3 separate regions of the Mus musculus genome follow, and regions 1 and 2 are each linked to region 3. A link is a contact called in ENCODE Hi-C or POLR2A ChIA-PET data. All regions are on one chromosome and are shown on one strand. Each heading gives the region's core, a stretch centred on a gene start or an enhancer-like site at or near the end of the contact. The rest is flanking DNA. Distances are from core to core; before and after follow the strand shown. Region 1 has its middle 16 kb from the start of Gm36169. Region 2 holds the start of 4932438H23Rik (RIKEN cDNA 4932438H23 gene). Region 3 holds the start of Cfap298 (cilia and flagella associate protien 298).

Region 1 (3,279 bases), core at 234-2,733, 240 kb before region 3:
TTCATGTCTCACAGAGTTTAGTATGGTGGTCAGTGTGGTCCTGAGTTTGCAACTAGCCAGCAGAGCCTGGTGCACATTGGACACCATGCTTCCCCCTTTCCCAGACTGTTGGTTAATAACAGCGCAGCAGTGTGTGGCAGAGCCGTATCTTCCATTGTGAAGAGTCCCTATCTTCAATTTCTTCTTGGGGCACAGATGGAGTCCTTGGATGATAGTGTAACAGCTGCTTGCAGGCACACCCAGAGGAGTTCCTTCCGGGAACCAAGTATTAAGTGTTATTGGCTTTTTACTTTTTATCTTTTCTCATGAAAAGGGGGGAGCCAAGAACAGGGAGAAGGATATTTTACTTGAGATTAAGTTGAAATCATTTATGCAATGTTTGATTCCCAGAGACAGCTTTCCAGTTGGCCTAAAAAAAAATTCTTCAGAGGCTACATAAATAAGGTTACCTTAAATCCTTCAGAGGCTGGCTCACCCCAATAAGGTTAGATAAAAATATAAAAGCCGGGGCTGGAGAGATGGATCGACGGTTAGGAATGGTTGTGGAATATCCAGACTCTGCTCCGATTACCCACGTAGTGGCCCACAGCCACCTGTACCTCCAGCACCAGGGGATCTAATGTCGTCTTCTTTCCTCTGTGGGAACCGGGCACAAATGTGTTGCACATACGTATGTGTAGGCAAAACTAATACTCATACAGTAAAACTCATACAATAGGACTGAGTAAATCTTTGTGTTAACTTTGGTAGCACATAGACTAAAACTTGGAACCATCCAGAAAATAGCCTGTCCTCTATGCAAAGATGCTGCAAAAATCCATAGAGCATTCCATGAGAAAGAGACGGACAGACAGACAGACAGACTGTAATCATTCTCAGCCATGGACAGAACACTGAAGAACCCAGGGTTGTGGTAGGCACCCACAGTACCAAGTACTTAGCAGGCTGAGGCAGGAGCATGGCCTAAACCTCCTGGATTCAGGATAGTCTGCCCAAAACACCATCTCAAAAACAAGGGTTGGAAAGATAGCTTGACAGTTCAAACCCTGTACTTCTCTTGCAACGGATCATTGTCTGGTTCACAGCATCATGTCCGAAGACTCATGTCTGCTCATAACTTCATCTCCAGGGGCATCTGGCACCCTTGTCAGTCTTCCAGGGGTACCCCTCATTCACACATACACACCCCCACATAAACACTCACAATTAAAAATCAAAACAAAATCTCTGCATGTTAAAACACAACAAAAAAAAAGTCAAATTAGAAAGTAGAATCCCATCGCTAAGACCTTTTAAAGCTGTCCTGTGGGTTATTCATAAGACTCTCACTGTGAAAGGCTCCCAGGACAGGGCTGGCACTGCCTGGCATGTGGGAGCCACCTTGAAATAGAAATGAGATCTTTGACTGAGTCACCAGAGGCTTTTAAAATATTCTGGCCCCAAAAGAGCCACACAGAGAAAGAATACAGGCTGGGACACAGCCCAGCTGGAGTCTGCCCTCGGGGTTGGCATTTGTTGCTGCTGCTATTAGAAGAGGAAGAAGGCAGGAGCTCCAGAGAGCCCTCTGTGGAAGGGAAGCTCTGCGGGCCGGGCACAGCAGTGACATGCTGAGGGCACTTTCCTGAGGAGAAAATATTCAGTGCTTTCAAAGAGAACTACAGTGTGAGCTGACTGAAAGGGACTCTCGGGTTAGTCCCACTGTGCCTCCCGAGCCACGGACTTGGGCTTCTTTTTGACAATGCGCAAAGAAAGGAAGCCGCAGCTGGGGAAATGAACGTCTGTAACGGTGCCAGAGCTGTGGTCCAGCTGTTTGGGGACCTGTGAGAAAAAAAGAGGCCCCGGTCTGTGGGAAGCACGCAGAGATGTCTATGCCACCATGGCGAGATGTGGAGAGAAATGAGCCAGTACTGTGCCTACATGGGAATTAAATTGTCCCCCAAAATCCATCGGGTGACACCTGGTCCGCAGCGTGACGGCACTAAGAGATCTGCCCTTTGGGAGGTGATTGTGCTGAAAAATAGAGCCCTCCGAAGGCTCTGTGTCCTTGTGAGAGCCTGGAAGACTACAGTTTGACCTGCCATCATGGCGGCCACAGTAAGGCAACGTCTTCCATGAATCAGGAAGTGGGCGCACACCAGATACTGAATCTTCCACCATTTGGATATTGCACTTCCAGCCTCTAGAGCAGAGAGAAACAATTTTTGCTGTTGTTTATAAGCCCCCCAGCCTATGGTGGTGTGTCTTAATAGCAGCCCAAAAGGATTAAGACAGGGACCTTGGGCAAAGCCAAAGAATAGAAAGAGATGGTTTCACCACCTGTAACATGATGACCGCAAGGGCATATGGGTACTTGTGAGGGTTAAGTAAGACTTGAGTGTACAGTAAATGTTTGCTTCTGTCCTCTTTGCTCCAGGAACCCAATCCTGTCTGTAAGTGGTCTGTACACACTCCATATGCAAGTAGATAGGACGAAGTACCATCCGAGATGCTTGGAAATGCCATTCGTTATTAGGTTTCTTTTTTAATTGTGTAGTCAAGACAATGTGCATTATCACTTTTCAGTGAACTGCCACAACAAAGTATATTTACACCCGTCTTCCTTGGATTTATTTATTGTTCAAGTTCTTCTCGAAGCTGCTGTAATACCCAGAATTTCGAACTCTTAGTCATGGTTCAGTTCCGGATGTAGCTCGCTTGGCACAGTGCTTGCCTAGTAATTCAGTACGGTGCCCAGTACTGTACTAACTAGGCATAGTGGGACATCCTTGTAAGCCCAGCACTTAGGAGATAGAGGCAGGAAAATCAGGGGTTCAATGCCATTGTTGACTATACAGCAAGTTCCAGGCCACCTTGAGCTACATAAAACCTATTTAAAATAAACACCGGACGCCGAAGCTTTGCATGGCTCTTCTGGGAAGCTTGACATATGCCCATTAAATATTTAGACTTTTCTTTCTTTTTATTTTTTAAATGGAGGCCTGTCATGTTGCTAAAAATGTAGTCCTGTTCCTTATGCAATAATCCCTTGAAGCCACACTTAAACACTGCAGCTGTATTTGACTTTTGAATAGTCCACCGTTAGATACACGTCTAGCCAGAGCTTCATGACCCAACACTGTTGTTCTCAAAGTTCCTGCACACAGCATTTATCTGTTCACTGTTTTTATACGCAGTTTTGTGGCTCTGAAGATTAAGCATAGAGATAATTGGGTTTGGGTTTAGGTAAATAGTTTGGTATGATTGTCTTGAAAGTAAAATGTCAAATTCTTCACCACACAA
Region 2 (3,392 bases), core at 684-3,183, 130 kb after region 3:
CTGTCCTTCCACAGGTGCAGCTGGCACCACAAGCACACACCTGTCCTTCCACAGGTGCAGCTGGCACCACAAGCACACTGGCCTTCCACAGGTGCAGCTGGCACCACAGGCACACCTGACCTTCCATAGGAGCAGCTGGCATCATCACAGGCATACACCTGGCCTTTCACAGTTGCAGCTGGCACCACAGGCACACACCTGGTCTTACTTAGTAACACTAACATGGAATGGGTACATCTTTGTGCCAGATACTGTTCCAGATACTGAATGTCTTAGGCCATTGACTACTTGCGGTAACCCTAAAAGCAGATAGTAAAGGCCCACTATCATATTAAACAAAATGGAGACATAGAATAACTTGTCAAAGATCCCGGATCTAGTTAGTAATGGCTCAGACTTTAAACCAGATAGCCGAGCACACCGTAAGGAGCCCCAGGGGAAATTCAGACTCCACTGATGTCCCACACCTTATACCCCATTGCTAGATTACAATTTTATGCTTAACGAGATAAATCAAGTGGGTTCTGTTATCCATAAACCCTTCAGAAACAGCCTTTGAAAAAGAAACGGGTGTAAATTAGTTAATGAGTTCAAGTTCATCGTTAGAAGAGAAGCTAATGGAAGCTGAGTGTGGCTTCAGTTAGCACAGGTGTGAGAAGTGATAGGAAAACTAGCCAGAGAGAGCCCCAGGAGTCCCTAACCAAACTGGGCAGTTACCTGTCCTTCTTCTGAACACGGAGAAGCTGACGATGAGAGAAACTTTCAAGTTTTCCCCTGGAGCGACCTGGAATTCAGGGAGGTGGTTTACTCCCTGGTATTTGAACCTGTGGCTTTGCTTAGCTGTGGCTGCCAGCTAGACAGCTTCTCCCAAGTCACACTGACTCCTGTCCCCTTACTTGTCTCTTAAAGGCACAGGCACCCGCCACTGGGTGCCAGATTCTCAACCCTGATCATATGCCAGTTTTAAGCAATGAAAAACTGGTGTGAGAAAGTTGGAAACCACGAGATAGCTGTTGAAAAGCACCAATTTCCATAAACACGTTACAGAAACTATTAGTCTCTGAAACTGCCCTATTTCTGTCAGAAATAAAAATGAAAAAAATTGTTTCCCCTCCAAACATATTGCATTATTCATTCTAAAAAAAAAAAGTTAAAAACTTAAGAATCACTTTTTTCACAACATGCAGTTTGCAAACAATAAAAGTCTGGCTTTTTAGTATTTTATAAGGTCTTTTCCCCCATAAATGCCTTTTAATCTTATTTAAGAAGTTTACTGTTTGTTCTTTAGTTCGAGTTTTCTGAGGAGGAAATGCTATGACGACTGGCATGAGCTGTAAGACACCTCTGAAGGATAAAGCAAGGCCCCCAGACATCACATCGTAGGCAGTGCTACTTCAGAGGCCTTGATTTTCTTTGCCACTCACTACGGAAAGAGCCAGGGTCTGGGGCTGCATGATCGTTATTAGGTATTAAAGATGAGCAGAAGAGCTTAAACAAACTCTTAAAAATAGAAACAAGTTCAGATCCCTATCTGTGTAGGGTCTAAATGAAAAGACCATTCCACTCCTTGCTTAGTGCCCTAAAAAGTGTTTCCTTTGCAAGACAGAGAATGGTAGTAAGCTATCCAGTTGCGTAGAAGCCCAAAGGGTGTTTGGTGGCACCCACCACCTTTACAGTGACATATTCCAGGGATGCGGCAGTTCCAGGAAGTTACCCTGATAGAGCCCCTCCAGTCGTCCCCAGACTTTCTGGCCGTACAGCAGAAGTCTGTTGAGCTGACAGGCGTTTTAAACAGAGCAGGGGCGCTACTTACATTTTGCGGCCCCACGGCAGGGCCTTGCCTGTCCAATCTGCAGACCTTGGAGCTCTTCCCTGGCCACTGCGCCTTCACCCTGGCTTGACAGCTGCTTTAATCTGCAAGCCGGGTGGAATGCGTGGTCTCGTGGTCTCTCACTTACTGTTCTTTTCTGTTTGGCCTGGTGGTTTCCATGGCAGCCAGAAGGAAGCTGACTGGCCTACCAGTTTTATTAACCAGTAGGAGAGAACCTGTCTCTTTGGGGCTGTTAAGCCGGGAAATTTTCAGAAGAAACGGGGAGTCTACTGCTGCTGTAGACTGACCACAAAGGAGAGGCGTAAATGGAAGAGATTCTACTGCAGCCGGAAGTTGCATGGATTGACTGTGGACTGCGGAGACGCCTGGACGACACTTTTACATCCACGATTTGTTCCACTCTCTTAGGCCTGATGAATTTTTACTTACGGTTGGTAAGTGCCTCAGATGGTGCAAAAACCATTCGACTGTGATTGCTCCAAAGAGAACATGAATTCATTTCTCTTTCTGGGACGTAGCCCCAGTCTCTCCCCTCTCATGAACTCATTTTTAAATGCTAGAAGCCAGAAAGTAAGTAAACATGTAAAAAAAAAAAAATCTGTGTTCATTCAGTGGTGGCTTAGTCTATTTGGGGCTGCTACAAAATGTCCTAAACTGGATGGCTTAGAAACATTTCTTAGGCCGGGCAGTTGTGGAGCACGCCTTTAGTCCCAGCACTTGGGAGGCAGAGGCAAGTGGATTTCTGAGTTCGAGGCCAGCCTGGTCTACAGAGTGAGTTCTAGGACAGCCAGGGCTATACAGAGAAACCCTGTCTCAAAAAACCAAAACCAAAAAAACCCAAACAAAACTAAACCATTTCTTAGTCTTTTGGAGACAGGGAAATCTAAGACTCTAGTCTTATATTCAATATCAGATGAGGAAGGGGCACTTCCTGGCTCATAGATGACCCCTTCCAGGGATGTCCTCACAACCCTTCCAGGAATGTCCCAGCCCCTTCTATGACTCCCAATTTCATTCATGAAGGTTCCAATCTTGTGACCTAAAATCCAGTCTTTAATGACTAATGAAGGCTGGATAGAGGAGGGTCTCACTAATGTGATACATTACGGGACCAGAGAAATGGATATAGAGTCACCTGAATATGGGATAACACTACCCACCCACCCACCCACCTATCTACCCACTGGTCCTTACCACACACAAGCACTGTGCCAGAAGGCTTGAAGGACACAGAGGTAAACAGGAGTGATTGTGGAAAACCATGTAAAGGAAGGAACAAAACCAATAGACACACATCTTAGCAATGGTGGGGCCACCTTTCTCCAGGGAGGCTGAAGTTTTTTTGATCAGGGTCCCTAAAGGATGCCCAGGAGTGGAGTGAGTCAGACACAGGAAAACAGTCCAATGACACCTTATTGAGTGGTCATTAACCAATGGTGTATGAAAGGGGGTGAAAAAAATACTTCATCTCCTTGTGAGGGCTGTGGCACCCACGTGGAGGTCAGCAAAAACCTCAGATGGATGTTGTCTTTACCTTCCACATGAGCCTCCCCCTCTTCCT
Region 3 (3,737 bases), core at 875-3,374:
TTCCTGAGGGTCAACGGACAGAGCTGTTGTCTAGAGGGGGCCAAAGCCCGCTCATGCCTGCAGCCAAACTTGGCCAAGTGTATGCACCTTCCAGATGGTACTGATTGTGAGGGCATGAAGAGTCATGGAGAACAGTAGAGGCTGGGCATAGGAAGAGGCCAGGTCAAACTTCAGTTTCAGGGAAACCCCAGGATTGAAAGGATCATGGAGAGAGGCTGAGGCCTGGCATCATGATGCAGGGTGAGAGAGCCCAAAGAGAGGCCAAGAGGCAATCGGTGCCATTGGTAAGGGGAAGCCTGCGGTTCCGGCAGTTTGGAAATGCCAACACCATGGGATGACCACCAAGGACAGCAGCAGCTACGGAGTGGAGCCAGCCTCAGCCTGTGAGATGTGTTCTGTGGGCCCTGCAGAGCAGAGGGAGCGGAGAAGACCCTGAGTCCCGCACCTCTGACAGCGAGCTTCACAGGGCTGCACTTCAGTTCTCCTTCCAGTGCGAGTGCGCTCATGGTCTTCCCTCTTGGAGTGAGATTAGGTCTTTTTACAGGTGCCCGGTAATGGATATTACAGAGAGGTTTGAACTTTGAAAGAGACTGCATTTTTAAAGTGAAAAAATTTAAAAGCCTGTGGAACTTCTGAAAGTTGGAATTTGTTTTATATTGAGATATCCATATTAATAAGGTCTTGGGGATAAACAAAAAGGAGAGGGTTATGGTTTCATGGTGATATGTCGATTGGTGTTGACAAGGAAGCAATTGGTTCTGCTTGGCTTTTGTTGACCTGGCATGAACATAGACGTATCTAGGAAGAAGGAACCTCAACTGAGAAAATGTCTATTTCAGACTGTTTGTAGGCAAGTCTGTAGGTAAGGCATTTTCTCAATGACAGTAAGGGGGGGGGGGGTAGCACTCTCCGGGTGGTATCACCCCTAGGCAAGTGGTCCTGGGTGGTATGAGAAAGCAGGCTGAGCAAGTCGTGAGGCGCAGGCCAGGGGCAGTGATCCTCCATGGTATTTGCTTCAGTGCCTACCTCTGTGTAGATTCACCCATGCAATTCTTGTTTTTTTTTTTTTTTTTTTTTTTTTTTTGAGACAGGGTTTCTCTGTATAGCCCTGGCTGTCCTGGAACTCACTTTGTAGACCAGGCTGGCCTCGAACTCAGAAATCCGCCTCTCTCTGCCTCCCAAGTGCTGGGATTAAAGGCGTGCGCCACCACCGCCTGGCTCACCCATGCAGTTCTTACATGCTGCCCCACACTTTCGGTTTATGATGTTAAAGACCCGGAGGTTCCCCCCACCCCCTAAATGTTTTACTTTTAATATGTCATTTAATATTGAGCCTTCTTTGAAAGCAGTTAAGTTTGATTATATATATAAAACGGGTCTTAAGGCGTTCTCTATAATGTAAAAATCATGTGTTTCCTAGGAGACAGAAAACAACACCAAGGCTCTCCCGGTGAGAACTTTCATGGGCGGCTTCAAAGCGAAGAGACTCAAGGGCCAGGGCTTTTAGCGTCTCAAACTGTCCCCCTTCCCTGCAGCCACCACTCACTCCACCCTCACCCTTGACAACTCCCACCGTCCCCGATCCCTCAGCTCCGTCCCGCCACCTTTCGACCCAGTACGTTCGCACTTCCCGGAAGCCCAAATCCCGGCTTAGCTCAGCCTCACTTGGCATCCCGGCTGCTCTCCTCCGAGTCGGCGGTTGGCTGGCGAGCCTGGGTTTCCTCCAGCCGTTGGTCTTTCATCCCCGGTCAACCCTGATGCTCCTTTCCCACCCCGGGCTACGGCAAATCTCCCCAAATCCTCGCGACCCCGGGCGCTGCCCCCTGACCCCGAAGCCGCCGGCCTCCCTTTCCGCACCTGAGCAGAGCCGGTGCACCTTCAGCCGCCCGTTGTAGACGCGGGCCACCTGCGCCGTGAGCTCTTCCAGCTCCGTGCTCCCGGGCGCCTGCAGTAAGAACTGGCTCTCGTCGCCTCTCTTCACGTGCAGCACAACCATGGCTGCGCCAGAGGCGCCGCCGAGGTGGCAAGGCTGCGGGGCAGGGACCACGAGGCCCGAGCCGGGTCGGCCGGACCCACACCAGCCTGAGATTAACCGCTGCTCCGAGGAGGAACCGTGGAACGCGGCTCACGCTTCAGCCCGGAGGGATGAAGAAAACGGCGCACGCTCGCGGAAGTGGCTGTTGCCAGGGGCAACAGTCAAACATTGAGCTCGTGCCCAGTTAGAACTCGCGCCTGGAAGGCCGGAGGCGCTGAAGAACAGGTTGTGCGGGCCGCACAGTCGCCGCTCCCGGAAGTAGCTGTTGCCCGGGCAACCAAAACCCAAACTAACAGCTAGAGGCCTGTGCGGACGGTCCGGGGACTCGGGAGATGTCCGCTGGAGGAGCATGGCGACTCCTGGATTAAGAATGAGAGCGAGCGCTGGGCACTATGGGAGCATAGCCGCCGCCAAACTCAGACTGGTTTCGCGCAGGCACGGATCGCTTCCGGAAATGCCTTCTGCTTTGGGTCTCCGGTCAAAAAGTGGGGAGCGCTGCTGCTGTGCAGAGCTCATTTAGTTCCACAGCTGTCTATCGCCCGTCCCATGGAGTCTCGGTCCCCCACAATCTCAGATAGGGCAAGCGGGCGCAGCGCTGTTCTTCCAGGGCGCTCAGACACAGCTGAGGATCCCATTTTAGTGTTATAAAGAGAAAACAAATGGATGGAAGAAAATCAAATAGAGGAGTAAAGAAAATTAGCAAAGAAAATTAACCTGTGCTTTGAAATGATCTCAAACTCATAGTTTCGCTAAATGGTGAGGGTTTTTTGTTTGTTTGTGGTGATGGCACATTAAATTTTTTACTTGCCAATGGAAATTCCTGGAAAGAAGCTGTGTAATAAAAACAGCAGTGATGTGGAGAGGCTGTGAATCTGCGGGTCCAGACTGATTACCTTGTCTCTGTTAGCTATAGCTCCTAGAACAGACGTCCATTGCCCTCCTATGGGTCAGAAATAACTTGCATATAGGCTCTGAAATCTATAAACGTAGCTTTCACTAACCCAAAAGTTAAGAATATCGTCAAATAGCATCTGGTAACTAAAGAAAAACTTCGTCTTACTGTATATGCCTCTCTGGCATTTCCACCAATGTATTTTAAACTTGCCATGACTTACGACTTTGTCTTAGAGAGCTACAAAACTTTGTGAACATGGAATTTGGGGTAACCCAAATCTGTCATGGTCATTCATTCAAATTTGGCTTCAGAATAAACTACCTCTTATTCCCTGCATGTATTATGTGCACACACACACACACACACACACACACGAATGTGGGAGTGCACACATGCATAGAGAGAAAAAAAAACCTCTTCCCTTTTGAGTAAAGAAGTCAGCTGGTGATAAAGACATATTTATTTCATATGACAGCACATCTCACAAGATATGTACAGAATGTATACCAGCAACTTTAATACTGTACTTCTATAAAGTATATAGTTATAAATACTGTATGCCACATAAGCGATAAACCTCTTACATACATATAAACAGCAATCTACTAGAGAGAACAGAGACTCACAGAGATTCTTAGTGTCTGTTTTCTGCTTTGACCAGACCTGGCAAATACACACGATGTCGAGTTCTTTGTAGCAAACTTTAACTTGCTTTGTGCGTTTCAGCAGCTACCAGACTTCCTGACAAGGCAGAGCTATTGCTCTGCAGACATTACAGTGGTTCACACCTGAGGGAGTCACTGCTCA

Evidence for each region. Hi-C counts contacts between places; a loop is a spot of excess contacts on that map. ChIA-PET counts read pairs that join two places held with the same protein, here RNA polymerase II (POLR2A).
Region 1: a map of v-Abl transformed pro-B cells shows a loop between it and region 3 (2.3-fold over the local background). The contact joins the enhancer-like site here to the promoter of Cfap298 in region 3. A Hi-C loop is called at or near these places in 1 of 37 maps with a recorded cell type or tissue (v-Abl transformed pro-B cells). POLR2A ChIA-PET finds 5 or more read pairs at or near these places in 1 of 5 experiments (embryonic stem cell).
Region 2: a map of T-helper 17 cell shows a loop between it and region 3 (2.4-fold over the local background). The contact joins the promoter of 4932438H23Rik here to the promoter of Cfap298 in region 3. A Hi-C loop is called at or near these places in 3 of 37 maps with a recorded cell type or tissue (T-helper 17 cell, T-helper 2 cell and regulatory T cell).

What each region holds. Positions count from the first base shown.
Region 1 is chr16:90,691,424-90,694,702 of GRCm38, forward strand. No RefSeq gene overlaps it. Among named protein-coding and RNA genes, the nearest start is that of Gm36169, 16 kb to the left of the region's middle. Within about 2 kb of position 1,484, at least 1 of the 3 ENCODE cell types and tissues checked has a DNase peak (open chromatin) inside an H3K27ac peak, as active enhancers do.
Region 2 is chr16:91,067,219-91,070,610 of GRCm38, forward strand. It overlaps 4932438H23Rik (RIKEN cDNA 4932438H23 gene), which reads right to left and starts at 1,934. Exons shown (of 3, transcript NM_028905.4): 1 at 1,814-1,934.
Region 3 is chr16:90,932,725-90,936,461 of GRCm38, forward strand. Cfap298 (cilia and flagella associate protien 298) reads right to left here and starts at 2,125. Exons shown (of 7, transcript NM_026502.2): 1 at 1,858-2,125. The coding sequence starts at 1,996. Synj1 (synaptojanin 1) reads right to left here. Exons shown (of 32, transcript NM_001164483.1): 32 at 3,373-3,737.